Linked DNA regions of Homo sapiens: all the other regions are linked to region 2. The links are chromatin contacts, found by Hi-C or POLR2A ChIA-PET in ENCODE. All regions are on one chromosome and are shown on one strand. The core of a region is the stretch at or near the end of the contact, and the rest is flanking DNA. Distances in the headings are between cores, read along the strand shown. Region 1 holds the start of APPL1 (adaptor protein, phosphotyrosine interacting with PH domain and leucine zipper 1). Region 2 holds the start of FHIT (fragile histidine triad diadenosine triphosphatase). Region 3 overlaps DNASE1L3 (deoxyribonuclease 1L3). Region 4 holds the start of SLC25A26 (solute carrier family 25 member 26).

The links. A loop is a pair of places that touch in the nucleus more often than their neighbours do. ChIA-PET counts read pairs that join two places held with the same protein, here RNA polymerase II (POLR2A). Pooled maps may share reads with other maps.
Region 1: a map of CD4-positive, alpha-beta T cell shows a loop between it and region 2 (9-fold over the local background). The contact joins the promoter of APPL1 here to the promoter of FHIT in region 2. A Hi-C loop is called at or near these places in 1 of 168 maps with a recorded cell type or tissue (CD4-positive, alpha-beta T cell), 1 of 37 single-sample maps with no recorded cell type and 6 of 50 pooled maps.
Region 3: a loop to region 2 is called in a pooled map, with 6 times the contacts of the local background. The contact joins the enhancer-like site here to the promoter of FHIT in region 2. A Hi-C loop is called at or near these places in 2 of 50 pooled maps. POLR2A ChIA-PET finds 5 or more read pairs at or near these places in 2 of 52 experiments (GM12878 and naive thymus-derived CD4-positive, alpha-beta T cell).
Region 4: a map of CD4-positive, alpha-beta T cell shows a loop between it and region 2 (11-fold over the local background). The contact joins the promoter of SLC25A26 here to the promoter of FHIT in region 2. A Hi-C loop is called at or near these places in 1 of 168 maps with a recorded cell type or tissue (CD4-positive, alpha-beta T cell), 1 of 37 single-sample maps with no recorded cell type and 6 of 50 pooled maps.

Annotation. Positions count from the first base shown.
Region 1 is chr3:57,224,858-57,229,263 of GRCh38, forward strand. It overlaps APPL1 (adaptor protein, phosphotyrosine interacting with PH domain and leucine zipper 1), which reads left to right and starts at 2,872. Exons shown (of 22, transcript NM_012096.3): 1 at 2,872-3,080. The coding sequence starts at 3,027. It also overlaps a transcript of HESX1 not described here. RefSeq lists a silencer at 2,670-3,329.
Region 2 is chr3:61,249,633-61,254,164 of GRCh38, forward strand. It overlaps FHIT (fragile histidine triad diadenosine triphosphatase), which reads right to left and starts at 1,820. Exons shown (of 10, transcript NM_002012.4): 1 at 1,669-1,820. It overlaps LOC124909387 (a long non-coding RNA gene), which reads left to right and starts at 1,960. Exons shown (of 2, transcript XR_007095939.1): 1 at 1,960-1,995. RefSeq lists enhancers at 409-688, 969-1,098, 1,239-1,368, 1,499-1,558, 1,623-1,917.
Region 3 is chr3:58,198,827-58,203,581 of GRCh38, forward strand. It overlaps DNASE1L3 (deoxyribonuclease 1L3), which reads right to left. Exons shown (of 8, transcript NM_004944.4): 5 at 2,171-2,283. Among named protein-coding and RNA genes, the nearest start is that of DNASE1L3, 9.8 kb to the right of the region's middle. Within about 2 kb of position 2,178, at least 3 of the 41 ENCODE cell types and tissues checked have a DNase peak (open chromatin) inside an H3K27ac peak, as active enhancers do; they include GM12878, where a contact is called at or near this core.
Region 4 is chr3:66,217,751-66,222,478 of GRCh38, forward strand. It overlaps SLC25A26 (solute carrier family 25 member 26), which reads left to right and starts at 3,251. Exons shown (of 10, transcript NM_001379210.1): 1 at 3,251-3,377. The coding sequence starts at 3,345. RefSeq lists enhancers at 2,864-3,023, 3,194-3,253, 3,375-3,874.

The DNA.
Region 1 (4,406 bases), core at 1,622-4,121, 4.0 Mb before region 2:
TTTGTTGTAAATTATACGTGTGAAATGTCTCAAGGTATATATGTGAAACATCTCAAAGAAATCTTTAGTGGATGTTGTTTAATCCTGACTTGCTTTCCATAAAATTAACCAGTTGCCCAAAGTTTTTACTCTACTACCCACACGAGTCGCCAGTAACCCCTAAGGCATTCTCTGAACAAGCCTCATTTCCTGTATGAAAGAAAACTGGCTTAAAATGAACTGAGTTTGGTTAACTGCACAAAACGTAGGCTGAATAAACTTAAAGTGGTTATCAAAAAGGACTATGAATTTTGCAGCTTTGGAGATGTTTTAACTTAGGAAATACAACCATATTTTTGGATGAGCAGGGTATACAGTGGCCTAAAGCTAGAGAATCCAAATGGAAGGTTAAAACTGGATTCTAGTACAAATAGGTTAAAACTAGATTTGACTAAACCTACCTCTCCATCCAACTGAATGTGAACCTGTTTTTGTTTGTTTTATTTTTTCATTTTTATTTATTTTTTGTTTTTGAGACAGAGTTTCGCTCTGTCGCCCAGGCTGGAGTGCAGTTTCGGCTCACTGCAACCTCCACCTCCCGGGTTCAAGCGATTCTCCTGCCTCAGCTTCCCAAAGAGCTGGAACTACAGGCGTGTGCCACCATGCCCAGCTAATTTTTGTATTTTTGGTAGAGACGGGGTTTCACCAGTTGGCCAGGATGGTCTCCATCTCTTGACCTCTTGATCCGCCTGCCTCAGCCTCCCAAAGTGCTGGGATTACAGGCGTGAGCCCCACCGCGCCCAGCCTGTTTTATTTTTTAACCAGCTGAGTCCGGCAAGAATTCCTTGCCATTCTGCGATAATGTAATGGCCTCTTGAGAGTCCTTTACAGAAACACAGTTTAGATGTACATAACATACTAAGAAGGAAACCATTTAACTTGACAATACCACACCCAGATAATTCAGATAACTAATCGAATTTTTCATCGGAATTATTTGGTTTGGCCAAGTTAATTAGGTAACAAATACTTTTCTTTTCTTTTCTTTTTTTTTTTTTTTTTGATACGTAGTCTTGCTCTGTCGCCCAGGCCGGAGCGCAGTGGTATGATCTCAGCTCACTGCACCTGGGCCTCCCGGCTTCAACTGAGTCTCCTGCCTCAGCCGCCTGAGTAGCTGGGACTACAGGCACGCCACCACGCCCGGCTAATTTTTGTATTGTTAGTAGAGACTGGGTTTCGCCATGTTGGGCAGGCTGGTCTTGAACTCCTGACCTCAGGTGATCCAGCTGCCACGGCCTCCCAAATTGCTGGGATTACAGGCGTGAGCCACAGCGCCAGGCCTTTTTTTTTTTCTTTCTTATACATTGTTTACACTCCTCACTTACTCCTGATTCTTAACAGTTGCCACAACCTTTCTTCATTTAAAATCTAACTCAGTTCAATCAGGAAGGTCACTTACCTTGAAAGTCTTCCTTCTTTAGAGCTGGGGTGCATGGTGTTCTTGTTGGCAGAGTAGAAATGAGATATCAAGGAAAAAGAAACTGTAACACAACTGGGAACCCTTAACTCATTGTAAGAACTGCCTCCAAATCAACTTCCTCAAAAACTAAAGAACTCTTCGGGAGAGAGAGACTGGCTGATAAACAATCTAAGGGGAAAACTTTTAAAGATTGTAACACTAAAAATAATTCCGTAAAACTACAATGCAAGTCTACTCAACAAAACTTTAAAAATATAATTTTATTTTTCTTTCAAGAGATCATGGGAAAATCTACTATTTTCGTTTAAAATATATAACTTCTATTTGTTACTATATTTGGATTTGAGCTACTACTATTCTGGATTTGTTCCCATGTATCTGTGGAACCAGGCAGCTAATTAATCTTTACTCAGCATCTCTGGTATTTCTTGAATGAAAATGGAATGGATTGGTGGAATTAATGGCTAGATGTTTAGAAGACACTACTTACTTTGTTATTTTCTCTGTATAATGATGAAAGCCTACAACTATACAGAGACATAAACGAGCCAGGGTGACAGGTTGGGAAAGATGAAGAGGGAGGAGGAAAGGATAGGCTTGTAGCCCTCATCCGGTCAAATTCCCAACTTTGAGCTTCACTTTATTGTAAAATTAGAGGCTAAAACTATTTAACGCTTCCAAAACTTTTTGATTCAACAAATGCCAATTAGTTACTAACATAATTAATCAGTGTATCCTGATTTTTAAAAGATATTTTCCTTTGTGATTTAAAAGAAACATGGGAGTTGGAGTTGCAGCGTCAGTCCTGAAGGACTGACCTCGGGAGGCCAGGTAGGAACTGATAAACTGGCAACAAAATCACATGTTTTCAACTGAATATACTGATATTCAAGCGTCCAGAAAAACAATTTCGAGCCTACGTTCACAAGTTTGCCAGAAAGCCCTATTATTGACACAGCTGCGGATCTCAGACATCTGAGTTAGTCAGCACCATTCTGCTGGAGGGGATTAAGACTGGACGCTTCGAGCGGAGTTGGGAATGTTATCATCTGAGGAAACTAAAAGGCGCCAGCAGTAGGACTTTCTCCAAGGTCTCTGACAAAATATGTTGCGGGAAAAGTCAACCCGCCCCAAATTCCCCCGTGTGGCCCTAACTCGAGGCTCTGGCTCCTCGCGCCGGCAAGCTGAGGAAGAGACGGTCCCCTGCGATTTAGATACAAACGCGCGCGTGCAGGGAAGGCCATCCCAGGGCAGACACTGCCACCTCCGCCGCTTCCGACGCCCGCGCTCGCGGGAGAGCCTAGCGCCGCACGGGAACCTCCCGACCACCGCCGCAGCGCGGATGGGCGTCCCCGGGAGCCAATGGACGCGCCGGGAGGCGGGGCAGGGAGGCCGAGGGGGCGGGATTTCCCGCACGGCCGCTCGGCGCCTGGAGAAGGCTGTGCGGGCGGGGACGGCTGCAGCCCTTGCCGGAGAGGGCGGGCCGGGGTCAGCTGCGGCGGGCGGGCCGGCGCGGGGAGCTGTGGGCGGCAGCTGCGTCTCCTGCCACCGCCCTCCCTCCGCCACGATGCCGGGGATCGACAAGCTGCCCATCGAGGAGACGCTGGAGGACAGCCCGCAGGTGAGGCGCGGGAGCTGGTGGGCGACGAGGGAGAGCCCAGCTGGCCGACCCCAGGTCTGGCGCCTCCGCGGCTCCCGCAGGTGCCCGCCCCGGCCCAGGTGGGGGCCGCCGCCGCCCTAGGTCACCGCCCGTCGCAGGCCGCGCCCGGAGTTGTGGAGGCTGGGCCCGCCGCCCAAGGCCCGCGTGGGCCTGCTCGGCTGGGCCGAGGGCCGCAGGCGGAGACCGAGCCGCTGGTGCTCGTGGGCCGGGCGGTCACGTACGCGCGCGGGTCCTTTTTATTTGACGAAAGGCGCCGTTTTTATCGCGGTGATGTGAGGTGCCAAATCTCGATCCTGGAATTTTCTCCCTGAGAACCTCTTCAGAAAAATTGCAGAAGGGAGAGAAACCCCGATAGTCTTATTTAATGATTTCCGAGGCTCAGCAAGCTAAGGAAGGAAATGGATCGTTTTTCTTTGGGAGAGGCTGTAAGGTTGTGTGTGGAGCCCTAATGGCAAAGCCCGTGACGGGTCCCGGAGCCCAAGACCGCTCTCCCCGCCGAATGTGCCCGTGTCGCGGCCGTGACTGTGGTCGCTGTCACTCGAGCTGTGCACGGCGAGGGATGGACGGTGCCTTCGCCGCTCCGCGACTGCTGCGCTGCTCCCTGCAGACTTGGCCTTAATAAACTCATCAAAATAAAAGCCCTGTGTTCTGTGCGTCGGAATGATGCTGATGTGGTTGCTCTAGCTTAAGACAGTTTTGGAAAATGTAACCATTTAATATGTTTTCAGTACTGCAGAATGAAAGCAGCTATATTTTTTAAAATGTTGGCAGGGGCTGTAACTTGCATAGGGAAAACTTCATCTCTAAGCCGTTTTACACGATAATTTAAACGGTTTAAGACGGTGTTGCTGGTTGGACACTATTTAGAATGAAACATTTCTGAATTGTTGCTGATTTAGAAATGCAGTTGCACCATTTCGTGTGTCTTTACAGTTGAACATGGCCCCCAAAGAAGAAAAGCAGAAGAGGTCTAGATCTCCTTTTCCTGGATGGCACTTCTGCCATGGATTTTGTGCCAATGTTAATTGCCAAGTTGAAATGGGGCTCTGATTGTAGAATTGATTTGTTCTTTTTTATTCTGAAAGTTATCTTCACAGGCCAGTTGCCTGCTGCTAATGTACTCTTAACAGCTGATAGTGACAAAAAGAGAAACTCACATTTGGTTTATCTTGACTGCCAGTATACTCGGTTCAATTTTTTTCTTGATGATTTCTCCATATAAAGTTATAAACTGTATTTGTTTCAGATGATTTGCAAAAAGTTTGTGGAATTGGTCAGGTGTACTTT
Region 2 (4,532 bases), core at 570-3,069:
TTCTAATCTGTAAAGTTGATATAAAAATGGTTCTCACTCTCATATAGCTTTTAAGAGGATTAAATTATAACACATATATTTTATTGAATATATATTATATTGCTAGCTGTGTAATCATGGGCTATCTTCTCAAGTTTTTTCTCATATACAAATGGGAAATGTAGTATTAAAAAGAGATCATGTGAACAGGTTCTAAATGGTCAAGTGTTAGTGGTTTTGGAAGCATGTACGTTAATACTTGGAACACCGTATACAACAATCCCATATCTAACACTTAGAACAGCATATGCAATCAATAACAACACACACACACACACACACACACACACACACACACACACACACACACACACACACAAACCCTAGACTTCTTTCTTTACTAAATATTTCTAGTCCAGGTTGCAGCAGGTGGACACAGGCCGGCAGCCATGAACGCAGGTCCACATGGGAGTTGTAGTTCCGAGTCAAGCGGCTGCTCTACAGAACGGCTAGAAGCGAGACTTCGTCTCCCAGGAGACATCTCGCCGTGCAAAATGGCACGCCACGAGGTGGAGTACCTGCCCGACGAGAAACAAGAGGCGGGACTGCAACTCCCAGAAGCCTCCGCGGCCAAGGCCTCAGGCCGCAGGCTGAAGCCAAGGAGGGAGAGTTCAGGTAGATCCGGCTTAACATCAGGTGCGAGTAGGGACCACCCTTGGTAGTCTGGGCCCGGCCCAGGTCAGAACCTTACTAAAACAACCACTGTGAGTATTTTCTATTGGTCCCAGCACATTTCTGAGAGACCAGAATAATAATAGCAGTAAATCTGCAAGTGGTAAACTTTCACAAGCATAACCTCAATTTAGATTTCGGCTTCAGGCAACATCCTTTGGCCACTTGACCTGGGAGCATTGAGCTCCTTGTTTCCCAGATAAGCGCTGTGAGTGGCTGTTCCAAGGTAACACAGCGAGGGCAGAATGTGAGCCTACAGAGAAATCTGCAGATGCATCTCAAGTTCCACTAACCTGCCTCCTTACCCCCCACCACCACCAACTTGGATATACCTTTAAAATTCCCCCCTTTGACGCTAAAAATAAAAACAACAACCATAAAATAAGTGTAAGAAAGTCCGACCAAGTACCGATGAGTTCTCCCACAACAATAAATTCGATGCCTCTTTGCCTGTTTTTGAAGTAGTAATGTAAAATTATCTCCCAAAATGCTGCCTTCTCTATACTCCGGTTTGCTCCTGTCCTGGGCACGTGTTCAGCAACCCCTTAGGGGAATCCAGAGCTGCGTGTTTAACACAGACCTGTTGGGACGGATTTTCGCTACTTGTCTATGAAACTGACGAACCATCCCAAAACGGCGGGTGCCGACTACACCCCCAGAGCCAAGAGCTGTGGCGTCCCCGGACCCGCTGGCGTGGCCCCGTGCCTCAGTTTCCCCAATGTATAAACACGGTGGAGGAGGAACGGGTTAGGGCTAGGGTCGGTGCTTGGGAATTGGGGGGCCCGAGTCCCCACCCTGAGACCCTCGTGGGGCGGAAGAGTACTCGGGACAGAAGCCCACCGCCCCGTGAGCGGCGCCGGCCCCACTGGGCTCCGGGGTGATGACCTGACGCGCGTGGAAACCCAGACCCGCGCCCCAGAAACAGTATTCCACTTGGGCTTGCCTCCCCGCCCCTACCTTCCAGGATGTTGACAGCTGGGAATGAAAGGCAGAGGGAGGGAGCGCGGGGCCGGAGCGCCGCCTGGGAGTGTGCCCACTGGGTGGCCGCCTGAGGGACCCGGGAACAGAGGGCAAAAAGTCCTGTGACCGGACAGAGCAGAGCGGGGACTGCAATTCCCAGAAGACCCCACGGTAGGGGCGGGACCCAAGATGGCCGCTTGTCTGGGGACAGGAGCGGAGGCCAATACGCGCAGAGCATGCGCCTACGCCGGGCCAATTGAAAGCCATAGTGACAGTAACCCTGATTCAGGGGCGGGAAACACTGACCACAGAAGACAAGTTGAGGTGAGAATCCCCTTACAAGGGGGTTTGGGGCATAAATCGCACAATCTTTGGCTTTTTCTAACTAGAAAAAGAAACATGATTCTTTTCACGTGTAACGAAAGGCTGTACCGCACTTTTGCTTTTTTCTTTCCTCCCAAAACGCGTTTAACTATCCCTTCACGACTTCCCACTGGCTGGATTTCTTTTCGTTTCATTTCCCCACTCTGGATCTTTCTGGATTCCTTAAGCCTTCTTTTCTTTATGTGTCTCTCAGAAACACAGACTTGCAGTCCCTGGCTTGATCCATCAAATAATGTGGTCATTTACGACTACGCTCAGCCCTCCCTGGCATCCTAACAAAATTGCACCACATGCGCCCCTTCTCTTTTCCTTTCTGTCTTTTCTGTGCTGTTTTTCTCCTTAGCATTTGTCGTTACGAAGCATTGTATAAAATTTACGTATTTATCTTTTTTACCATCTTACTTTCTCACTAGAATGCAAGATCCCTGCAGATGTGGATTTTTGTTTTGGTCACTGTAGTCTTTCTAGCACCTAGAAAAGTGCCCAGCACATAGTAAATACACCGTATTTTCAATAATTGAACGAAATCTAGAGTGACCTTTCTCCCCTAGTCTCCCTTTCTCTGGTGCAGATCAACCCGTTTCTGACCACCATGGTTCCTTGTGCTTGTTCCCCTGTTTAATCCAAAATCATTATTGATGTATTCTGTGCCAAATGCCATGTGGGTGCTGGAGAAATCATTGATTCAGACCCAATTCCTAACCTCAAAATGCTCTGTCTAGTGACGTATGAAAAGTAAAATTAATTTTACAATAAATGCAATTACAAATTGCAGAACACCTACGTAATTTTCACAAGGTCATGCAGCTCCTAAGCAAGGACTAGATTCCTGGCTGCAGACTCTTGCCATTACATCGGGAAAAACAAAGAGCAGTTTTCTCTCAGACAAACACTAAGATAGGTCCCCATTTTCCTTAGCACCATTTCCTTTCTCTGTCTCTCACTTTTTTATTTGGCCTGATTCATTACATGCAGGCAATTACATCAAGTCTTAGATCTCTCATTATTTCTAATATTTGAATCCCATGGAGAGTAGCAAGGTGTCCTACAAAGTGTCCTGGTGTGAAAATCTGATGTCCTTGGAAGCTTGACTCTCAGAGAATGTCACATTGGATTATAGTTCATCACACAGACACCATGGCCACATAAAATATTATCAAATTGTGAATAACAAAGTGAAATTGAAAAAAAAAATATAGTTAAAACAGCAGGAATGTGAGCAATATATGTACAGACTGATTTTGTGCATAGAGATTAAAACACCTGTTCAGGCTTCCTAGCCTAATCTTCTGTCAATTTGGGGTCATTTCCTGTAATACAATTCTTTGTTGCTTTTATGAGCACAGACTTAGCTCAGCAGTCCCAGCTATTCTCAAGCTGATCGACATGAGAGATTTCAACACATGTGTCAGCAGCCAGACTAAACGTGGAAGAAAATCAGAAGCATTTGAAACTGTAAAGCTCAATAACTTTCCTCCTCCTGAGAAAGCATCAGCCTATAATCATTACATCTTCTACTTAGCAGTCAAAAGGCAAATGTCATGAACATACTCAGGGTCTAAACAGTGGTGTCTAATGATTATTGCACTGTTGTCAGATAGCCTAATATGAGCACATAGGTATTACTTCAGCTGTGGATAATGCTGACTGCTGGGCTCAAGGTCACCCACGACCTTGAGCAACAGATACATTCACAAAGAGCATGAAGACATAGAACTTGCATTGGATTCAGGACCTTCAAGTGCCAAGACAATCAGTGGGAGGTTACTGTCTGATCTGCAACTTGACTGAATTAATAACCACCTTAGTATGGGTTCTCCCAGAAGCAGATCTGGAGACAGGTATTCAAGAGCAAGTATTTTATTTAGGAGGTTATCGCAGGAAACACCAGTAAGAGACTAAGAAAGTGAAATAGGGAAGAGAAGACCAAAAAGATGCCTTATCTAGCACATTACCGCTAGAGGCACCCAGAACTTAATCCTCCTAGAAATCTCTGGGAAACAATATGGAACATGTACCTTAGACTGAGTGATTCCACCAAGAGGACAAGATAACTGGGTTGTTTAAACACCAACTACCGTCAGTCAATGATTGGGGGCAGCTTTCAGGGATTATTAAGACCCTGGCTTGTCTGCAATGCTCCAAGAGTAGACAGAGTTGCCTCAGTGGCCACAGAAAGCCAGAGATAGAAGAATTAAGAGTCACATTGGTATACGCTGAAATAGTAAGGGAATATAGCATACTGGCGGGGCACCAATAATATCTGCTACAGGTGGCTTTGGTTTACCACAAGCTCATGTCACTGAAACTAACAGAATAAGAATAAGTCAGAAACTAAGTAGATAAATACAAAAAGCCCAAGCAGCCTACCACCTTCTATCACTCATCAACAATTAAGATAGATTGTACTTTCTAAATCCTCACTAAGACATACAAACCAAACAATAGCAGAAGCCTCATTTACACTGGGGAATAGG
Region 3 (4,755 bases), core at 928-3,427, 3.1 Mb before region 2:
TTTTGAAGTTGGAAACTTATTTCTGTGAAAATTCAGTCCCTTGAGGAGGTGGGAGGCATCTTCAGGGGAGGGGACCATTGAGTGAGCTGTCCACCCCCACCCAAGGCCACCAAGAGAAACTTCCTATCTTGGAAATATTTTTCCCTGCAAGGCTCTTGGAACAGAATTTTCAACATTCCACAATCCAGAGGAAGTGCCAGATTTCCTTGTTTGTGCTATTGTTTGGTGGGGCATTGCTGACTTCAGAGTTTTCTTCAAGAACATTTTATTTTGACCTTGGTGATCACAATTTTCCCCATGATTGATGGGTTCAGTTGAGGACAGAGTGTCATCCTTAACCTCAGTGATCACCAGCTTCTGCTAATATAGACATGATTTGCTGAACATTCACTATGTGCCAGGCCTAGCACTAGGTGTTTTTAAATTTACACCTGGCAGCAATAAACAATAGGAGGTACAAGAGCCCACTAACTTCTATAGAAACAGGATTGAGAGATTAAGTGACCTGCTCTAGGCCACAGGACTGGGAGGTTCAAATGGTGAAGTCAAGAATCACATCCCAGCCAGGCGCCGTGGCTCACGCCTGTAATCCCAGCACTTTGGGAAGCCGAGGCGGGTGGATCACCTGAGGTCAGGCATTCAAGACCAGCCTGGCCAACATGGTGAAACCCCATTTCTATTAAAAATATAAAAATTAGCCAGGCGTGGTGGCACATGCCTGTAATCCCAGCTACTCGGGAGGCAGGAGAATCACTTGAACCCGGGAGGTGGAGGTTGCAGTGAGCCGAGATTGCACCATTGCACTCCAGCCTGGGGACAAGAGCGAGATTTCATCTCAAGAAAAAAAAAAAAAAAGAATCACATCCCAGTCTGCTTCACTGAAGCAGTTTCCCCTCTTGTTCACTTTTAGGCCACTGATGCCTCCCCACAGCCCAACACTCAATAGATGCTCAATACATTCTTGTTTAATAAGTGAATGATTTCATAATTTTTGGAAAGAATGAATCTTTCTTTTGACCTATTTATTAATAAGCAATGAAATACACCCCTGGTCTTTTCCATGCCCCAGCTCTGATGGACTATGTTCACACTTTATTTGATTCATTTTGCATTTGAGCAGCAGAACTCAAGAGGAGGAAGGGGGATCACAGGAGTCACATTCCGAAACGAGAAAAGAGAAATACAGAAGAAGAACCCTTGGGTGCACTTCCATATTTACCAAGAGCTTTCACAGCCCCTCACAGCCACAAGTGGTCTCTTCCAAAAGTGGAAAGAACTGAGCCTATAGGGATGGCAAATATGTGCCCCCTTCTGTGAAAACAGCACCCCAAGTTCCTTTGGGAGACCACCCATCCCTCCTCCACCTCAAACTGAGTTTGGGGTGGAGCTGGGGTGGACACAGATTTAGTCAATCAGAGTAGCTCAACACCCTGATCACAATGATTGGTTCAGGGATGGACACCTGACCCAGTCAGAGCCAATGAGACTCAGTCCCACACTATTTGTTGCCTTGTGGGAAAGAAAATTTATTTTGGTCTGGAGGCTGCTGGTGGCTGTCCTGCCATCCCAGGGATGGAACCAACCTGAGAATGGAGCCACACAGAGGAAAGGGCAACCAGGAGATAGAAAGGAAGAGACAAATCAAGCTCTGATTACCTTGTCTGAGCCCTGGATCCAGCTATGCCTGAAGTACTCCTGGACATTTCAGTTACACAAACCAATCAATTGCTCCTTTTTTTCATGAGCCATGTTAAGATTCTGTCCCTTGCAACTGAAACAATCCTGACTGCTCTATGCCTTACACTTCTCAATTGCAAAGTGGGAATGAGAAAGGTACTGTAGCTACCTCAAGGGATTATTGGGAGGATTAAATAAACTTGTCCATGTCAAGTCTCAGCACAGTGCCTGGCACTAGCTATTCACTCAGTAAATGTTGGCATCTGTTATTAATGGGAAAGTGTGGCAATTCCCAAGGCCCACATGCAGGGTACCCAGGCAGATTTAGCAAAAGGGATACTTAGGGCTGAAGAAAGGCCTTAAAGAATGCTGTAAGTGGTGGTAGCCTGCACATGCCCTTCCTCCTCCCCCTCCCTGGAGAGGTACTCATCCCACTCAGGGACCAGAGCCTGCCCCTGCTAGATGGGAATTCGTCTGACACAGCAGTCCTCACCTCCGCCTTCCAGCGGTGTTTCACGTCCGTGTAGACCTCAACCAACTCATCGATCTCCTTAACGGATGTCTCTGGGGTGGTGTGCAGGGGGATAATCACGAAGTCTTTGACAGCTGAGAAACAGGAAAGAGGCGGGGGTCACACACTTCCCCTGTCAAGGTCTCATAAACACTGCTGGAGGGAAACCAGCTGTCCCCTCCAGAAGGCACAGGCTGCATTATCTGGGTCCCCAGTTCCCAGAGGGTCCAGCCAGTGGCCGAGATTTTAATGATCTTGGGGTCATTAGGCTGCCTATTTTTAGTACACGAAAGACTCATTTCTCCCAGTTGCCCTTCATGGCTAAGAGAAAGCTGGTAGACTGTTGTAGAAAGTAAAAAAGTTTCCTCTTCAAAGTTTCCCTTCTTATTAAAGAATAAATCATAAGTGTTAGAAATAATAGTTTCCTTTAAAGACTAACTTCCTTCAAGTCTCCTTGCTTTGTGCTAATAACTCTTTGTTAAGCTCTATCCTATGTAGCTGTTAGACATGCTCACAGGCACATAGTACATTCTATGTCCTTGTACCTTAACCAAGATATTTGTGCTGGACATTCCAGCTCGCAGGCACATTCCAGCTCACAGCCTTTGCCCCTTCCCTATTTGGCATAAGCAACTTCCTCTTTTCCTTTGTTCTCCCTTGCCTTTACCTATTTAAGAAAGGTTTAAATTATTAGCCAGTCGGGTTAGCTTAGATTGTGTGGTCTGGCTCCAGCCAATAGAGAGACAGGACACAGTAGCAGGGACAAGCTGAGTAAAGGATAAAAATTGCTTCCCTCCTTTATTCAGGTGTGCTCTCGCCATTGTTCCATCTGCAAGGAGCACCCTTTCTGCAGAAAGTAAAATTGGCTTGCTGAGAAAACTTTTTATCTGAATGTTGATTTTTCCTTGCAGTACCAGGGAACAAGCATTCTGTTTCTAAATAAACATTTTACTTATAACAACTGTGTTCCATGCTGGCATTGTGAGTGCTTTTATTTTCCCCTTTTTGTGTGTGTGGCAAATCTGTATTTTCTTTTGTTTCTGATGTATTTTATCCCTCTTCTTTCTTTTTTTAATTGACAGGAAAAATTGCATATATTTATGGTTGTATTTTCTTCTTTTTTTTAAAGGTTTCCTTTTTTTTTTTTTGAGACGGAGTTTCGTTCTTGTTGCCCAGGCTGGAGTGCAATGGCACAATTTCGGCTCACTGCAACCTCTGCCTCCCAGGTTCAAGTGATTCTCCTGCCTCAGCCTCCCAAGTAACTGGGATTACAGGCATGCACCATCATGCCTGGCTAGCTTTGTTTTTTTTTTTTTTTTTTTTTTTTTGGTAGAGACAGGATTTCTCCATGTTGGTCAGGCTGCTCTCAAACTCCCAACCTCAGGTGATCCACCCATCTCAGCCTCCCAAAGTGCTGGGATTACAGGTGTGAGCCACCACACCCAGCTGGGAGTTACAAAAAGAGTATAAACTGACCCATCTCAGCCTCCCAAAGTGCTGGGATTACAGGCATGAGCCACCGAGCCCAGTCGCACATTTTCTAGTTAAAAAAAAATTGGCCAGGCGTGTTGGCTTACTTCTGTAATCCCACCACTTTGGGAGGCTGAGGCTGATGGATCACCTGAGGTCGGGAGTTCCAGATCAGCCTGACCATCATGGAGAAAACCTGTCTCTACTAAAAATACAAAATTAGCTGGGGGTGGTGGCGCATGCCTGTAATCCCAGCTACTTGGGAGACTGAGGCAGGAGAATCGTTTGAACTTGGGAGGCAGAGGTTGTGGTGAGCCTAGATCACGCCACTGCACTCCAGCCTGGGCAAGAAGAGTGAAACTCTGTCTAAAAAAAAAAAAATGAGGCTTGTCAGTTTATACTCCTTTGTAATTAAGAACAAAAGTTCCAAAAAGCTATTTAAAAATTAGCATGGTCTTCACGAAAGACTTTTGTGAAGTGTCTGAAAACCTTCCCCCACCGTTGGAGGACTGAGAGCCTGAGTGTGGCAATGTGCGCGAGCCTCAGAAGCCGTTCCTGGCCCACCTGCTAACAGCAGCTGTCGCCTTCTGAGCAGCTCCTCCTGGGACTTCCCCTCATTCTCAGCCTGGATTCCCACTCTTACCTCAACAGACACGGGCTGTGGGGCGGTCACTGCTCAAGTCACACAGAGAGGAGCCAGAACTCAGCCCAGCAGGCTGCATCCAGGGCCCCACGTGTCCTCATTGCCAGCTCTCCTCCTCAGGCCTCCACTGCACTCCTCCATCCTCTTTTTGGTCCCCCTAAATATTCCAGCTTCCTTCCCACTTCTGAGCTTTTGTGCTCACTGTGCCCTCCATGTGGAATGCCCTTTCTCCAGCCCTCTGTATGGCTGACTTCTTCAGGTCACAGCCCAATGTCACCTCCTCTGTCTTGTCCAGTGCCCTCAACAGAGCCTGGTACATAGTAGGTACTGAAAAAATATTTGATTCTTGACTCCATCGAGCATTGCATAACACTGCATGTTAACCACTGGCTGGGCACAGTGGCTTACACCTGTAATCCCAGCACTTTGGGAAGCCAAGGCAGGCAGATGGCTT
Region 4 (4,728 bases), core at 2,001-4,500, 5.0 Mb after region 2:
TGTTGGCCAGGCTGGTCTCAAACTTCTGACCTCAGGTGATCCGTCCACCTTGGCCTCCCAAAGTGCTGAGATTACAGGTATGAGCCACGGCGCCCAGCCTTATAGTTTATATATACTAAGTACAACCATTCTAATTGTGCAAGTCAATGCGTTTTAGTAAATGTACACACCCATGCGACTACTACCACAATAATAACAAGAGAATATCTTCATCATTGCAAACTATTGTTTTGTGCCCACTTCATAGTCAATACTTTGCCTCTACCTCCACCGCCTGGAAAGCATTTATATACTTTCTGTCACTATAATTTTGTCTTTTCCAGAATTTCACGTAAGTGGAATCACAATACATGTGGTCTTTTTTTTTTCACATAGCATAATGCTTTCAGATTAATCCATGTTGTTTCATATATCAGTAATTCATGTCCGTTTATTGTTGAGTGATGTTCCATTATAAAGATGTATCATAATATGTTTATACCACCAGTTGATAGACATTCAGGTTGTTTTCAGTTTTTGACTATTATGGATAAAGCTGCTTTGAAATATAATGTAAAAGTATTTGTATAAATGTTTAGTTCTCTCGGGTAAATACCTAAGTGTGGCATTGGATTTTATAATGGTTGTACCATATAAAATTCGAAACAGCAATGTATGAGATTTCCAGTTGCTTCTCATCCTTGTCAACACTTGGCTTTTTAATTTTAGCCACTCTAGTGAGTTCTAGTGTATTCATATCTCATTGTGGTGTTCACCGGCATTTCCCTGATGTGGTAACCAGTTTCCAAGATGGCACCCAGTGATCCTCATCTTCCGGTATTTAGGCTTTTGGGTAGTCCAGCCCCATAATAAATGTCGATTACCTGTGTAAACAATAGACTATTGCTGGAATGACAACTGAGTAATTTATGAGAACAGGTCATGAGAGACTTTGTAGTTTCTGTCTTGTTCTCTTTCAGACCACTTACTCTAGGAACAACCAGCTACTATATCATGAAGACACTCAAGCAGTACTATGGAGAGATGTATGCCATGAGGGATTAAGGCTACCTGCCAATAGCTAGCACTAATCTGCCAGTTATGGGAGTGAGCCATCTTGGAATTGGATCCTGCGGTCATGATCAAGTTTTATGATATGGCCCTGGCCACCATCTTGACTGTAGTGTCATGAAAATTTCTGAGTCTTAAACACCCAGCTAAATGACTCCTTGATTCTTGACGTATGAAAACTGTGTGAGGTAATAGAAGTTTATCGTTGCTTTAGTCTGTTAAATTTTGGGGGTAATTTGTTACGCAGAAATAGACAAATAATACAGATTTTGGTACTTGGAGGTGGGCGCTACTGTAATTCCTAAACTGTGGGAGTGCCATTGGCACCAGGCAGTAGGTGAAAGGTGGGAAGACTGTGAGGGAAATGTCAGTGAAAGCTTATTAATAGAAACTTGATGGCCTTTGAGGAGGCTGCCGGTGAGGGTTTATAGGAATGTGAAGTAGGCAGGATTCTAAGGTGGCCCTCAAGATTCCTGGCCCCTAATGTGTTTTGCATAATCACCCCACTGATTGTGAGCAGGACCTGTGAGTATGACAGAACATTACCACCATGATTATGTTGTCACGTATGGCAAAAGGAATTTTTCAGATATAATTAAGGTCTCTAATCAGTTGACTTTGAGTTAATAAAAATGGAGATTATCCTGGGTAGGCCTGACCAAAGCACATGAGACTTTGAAAGACATTAATAGCAGCAACAGAGATTCTTCTGCTGGCATTGACAAAGTGAACTAGCATGTTTTGAGAGGGCCTACAGGCAGCTTAGGGAAAGGTATTCTGGGTAGAGAGAACAACATGGGCAAAATTAGGAGGCTTGGAAGTGTATAGTCTGTCTGTGTGTAGTCCGGCTAGTGGGAAGAGTGACAGGAGACACCAGCTGAGAGGTGTATACCATGCTAGGGAGCTGGACTGTCTCCATTGGCAGCAGAGGGGAGTTGTAAGCAGGGAAATAACATTACCATCACCTTTAGAGAGTACTTTCTATGAGCCAGGAACTAGGCTAAGAACTTGAGTGCATTATCTCATTTAATCTATTAATATAATAGTACCGCATGACAAAGTGACTATCATTATCGCCACTTTACAGGGGAGAAAACTTAATCTTGGAAAACTTATCCCCAAACCCAGCAGGTGATAGAATTTGAATTCCATCTAACACCTAAAGCTATTCTGCGTATCATTTCTAGATCATTTTACCTAGAAGAGAATAAGAATAATTATAAGAATAATTCTAGCAGTGTTATAGAATAGGGATTGAAGAAAGGCCAGGCAAGGAGCCTGCTCAGGTTATTATAACGGTTTTGAGGAAAGATGATGAGGGCATTAAGTATATTTTCAGTGCTTGCTCTGCTGTGTTCTCTGTAGCCACATTGAGTCGGTTACTTGTTGGAGCATCAGGAGCCTCTGTAAAATGAGGACACTAGTGTTGCTGACATCATAGGGTTGGTGAAAGGATTAAATGAAAAAATGTCTGTCAATCACTTAGCACCACGTCTGAGATGTAGTTGGCCCTTAATATATACAGAAGTTTACAAGGTATTTGTTTGTTTAATAAAGACAGGTCCACTCCAAGAAATGTTATTAAGTACTTAATAACGTGTGCTTTGAGGTGTACACATGAGTACAACAGCGAACAACATGAGCAGGTAAATAACTGAACAAACAAATAATTTTAAATGCAGTAACTCTGTAAAGAGAAATGGAGGATGCTAATTTTTAACTCCGGTCAGGAAACTTCTGATGTATTTTTCTATATCTTTATTTAATAATCTTCTGATAATGAGTTAATTTAATATAAACTCAGATAAAATTTTTTGACAAAACTAAGAGATAAACCAAAATGAAATATCCGATTAGGATCCCGAATCGCGCCTCCCGAGGTTAGTACTACCCCTCACGACTCCTCCCTCCGCCACAGCCACGCCTCTTCTGGGTTTACAGTTCAGAATCACGCCGGCCTCATTCTACCGCTGCTCTCTCCTGGATCTCGGCCACGGATCTTTTGCTCGCGAAAGTTCCTCCGTCTAGCTGCACACAACGCTGCTGCAGGAAACCGAGGTAAGGGATTTGCCGAGACTTAGCTCCACCACACTCCCCGAGGCCCCGCCCCTCCTCTCTGGCCCTCCCCTAGGCCCAGGTGTCTCGCGTTGCACGTGCAGTTGTTGTGGTTCTACGTCACGTGGTCCCGGAAGTTCAAGACAGACCCGCCTCAAACATGGCGGCGCCCAGCGCGCGAGGACGTGATCCGCTTCTGCTCCGGCTTGGATTGTAGCCTTGACGAGGTCTGAGCGACCATGGACCGGCCGGGGTTCGTGGCAGCGCTGGTGGTGAGTGCGGGGCGGTGGGGTGGGTTGCTCAGAGTGCCGGCGTCCGGCATTGGAGCCCGCGGGCGTTCTCTGCACTGGTTTTCTTCCGGTTTTGCGGGCTGGACTGTCCTCGGGTTACTGGCAGCCAGGTCTGAGAGGGAGCACGAGGCTCCCAGGCCACCGGCGGGCCAGGTGTTAAGGCTATGTCTGTACTGCCAGGTCATAAGAGCCAGGTGGGGGAAGGAAGGTGAGTCATTGTCTTTTGCACCCTCATTTACTTAAAAAAGAGCTTCTATTATACACTGTTAACTACTCTTTCATTAAATAGTGTAACTACTCTAGAGATCTTGGGAATTAAAGAAATGTATGTAACACAACAACAAAAACCTTACTCACATCGCTCCCAGCCCTTCTATTCAATACTACGTTTCTCATTTTGCTGCATCTCTTTTCAGTCTTAGAAAATGACATGTCCTTCTGTTCATTCAATACATAATCTGCTATTTCTGCTCCAAGCCTAGGCTTTGGAGAAATATTGGTGAGCACACATAGCTCATCGGGAACGCTGCGGAGTCAATAAACAGGCTTAGTATTTAATTCCGTAGCAGAAAACTACGAGAATCAACATGAATTAACAGAAAAAAAAGTCCTTTACCAAATATTTTGGAGCGTCTGGTAGAGGATACTAGATACAGCAGTTAACAAAACAGAGTTTGGCTGCCTACGTTTTCATTGTGTGGAATGGGCAGAGACAGACAAATAATTTTTAAAATGATTTTCATAGGGAAAATGGAGGCCCACAGTGATTTAGTCACTTAATTATCGAATTTTGGTGTTGCAGGTGTTGAGGATAACATGGTGAACAAGATAGACCTGCTCCTAAGGGTCAGGTGTTAGAGACAAAATAGTAAAATGACTGTTGGGATAAATAACAGGTGGGCTAGGTTCAGGGTGTTAGGGGAATATATGGAAGTAGGGATGTCTTAGCCAGACTTGTAGGATGATAGCTTTAAATCTAGATTTGTTGAAACTTGTATAAGGTAGGTCTTAGAAATATAAAGAAATAATGTTACTGATTTTTTTTTTTTTTTTTGAGAAGGAGTCTCACTCTTCGCCCAGGCTGGAGTGTGGTGGCGCCATCTCGGCTCACTGCAGGCTCCACCTCTCGGGTTCACGCCATTCTCCTGCCTCAGCCTCCCGAGTAGCTGGGACTGCAGGTGCCCGCCACTACGCCCAGCTAATTTTTTGGGTTTTTAGTGGAGACGGGGTTTCACCGTGTTAGCCAGGATGGTCTCGATCTCCTGACCTCGTGATCCCGCCCGCCTCGGCCTCCCAAAGTGCTGGGACTACAGGCGTGAGCCACGGCGCCTGG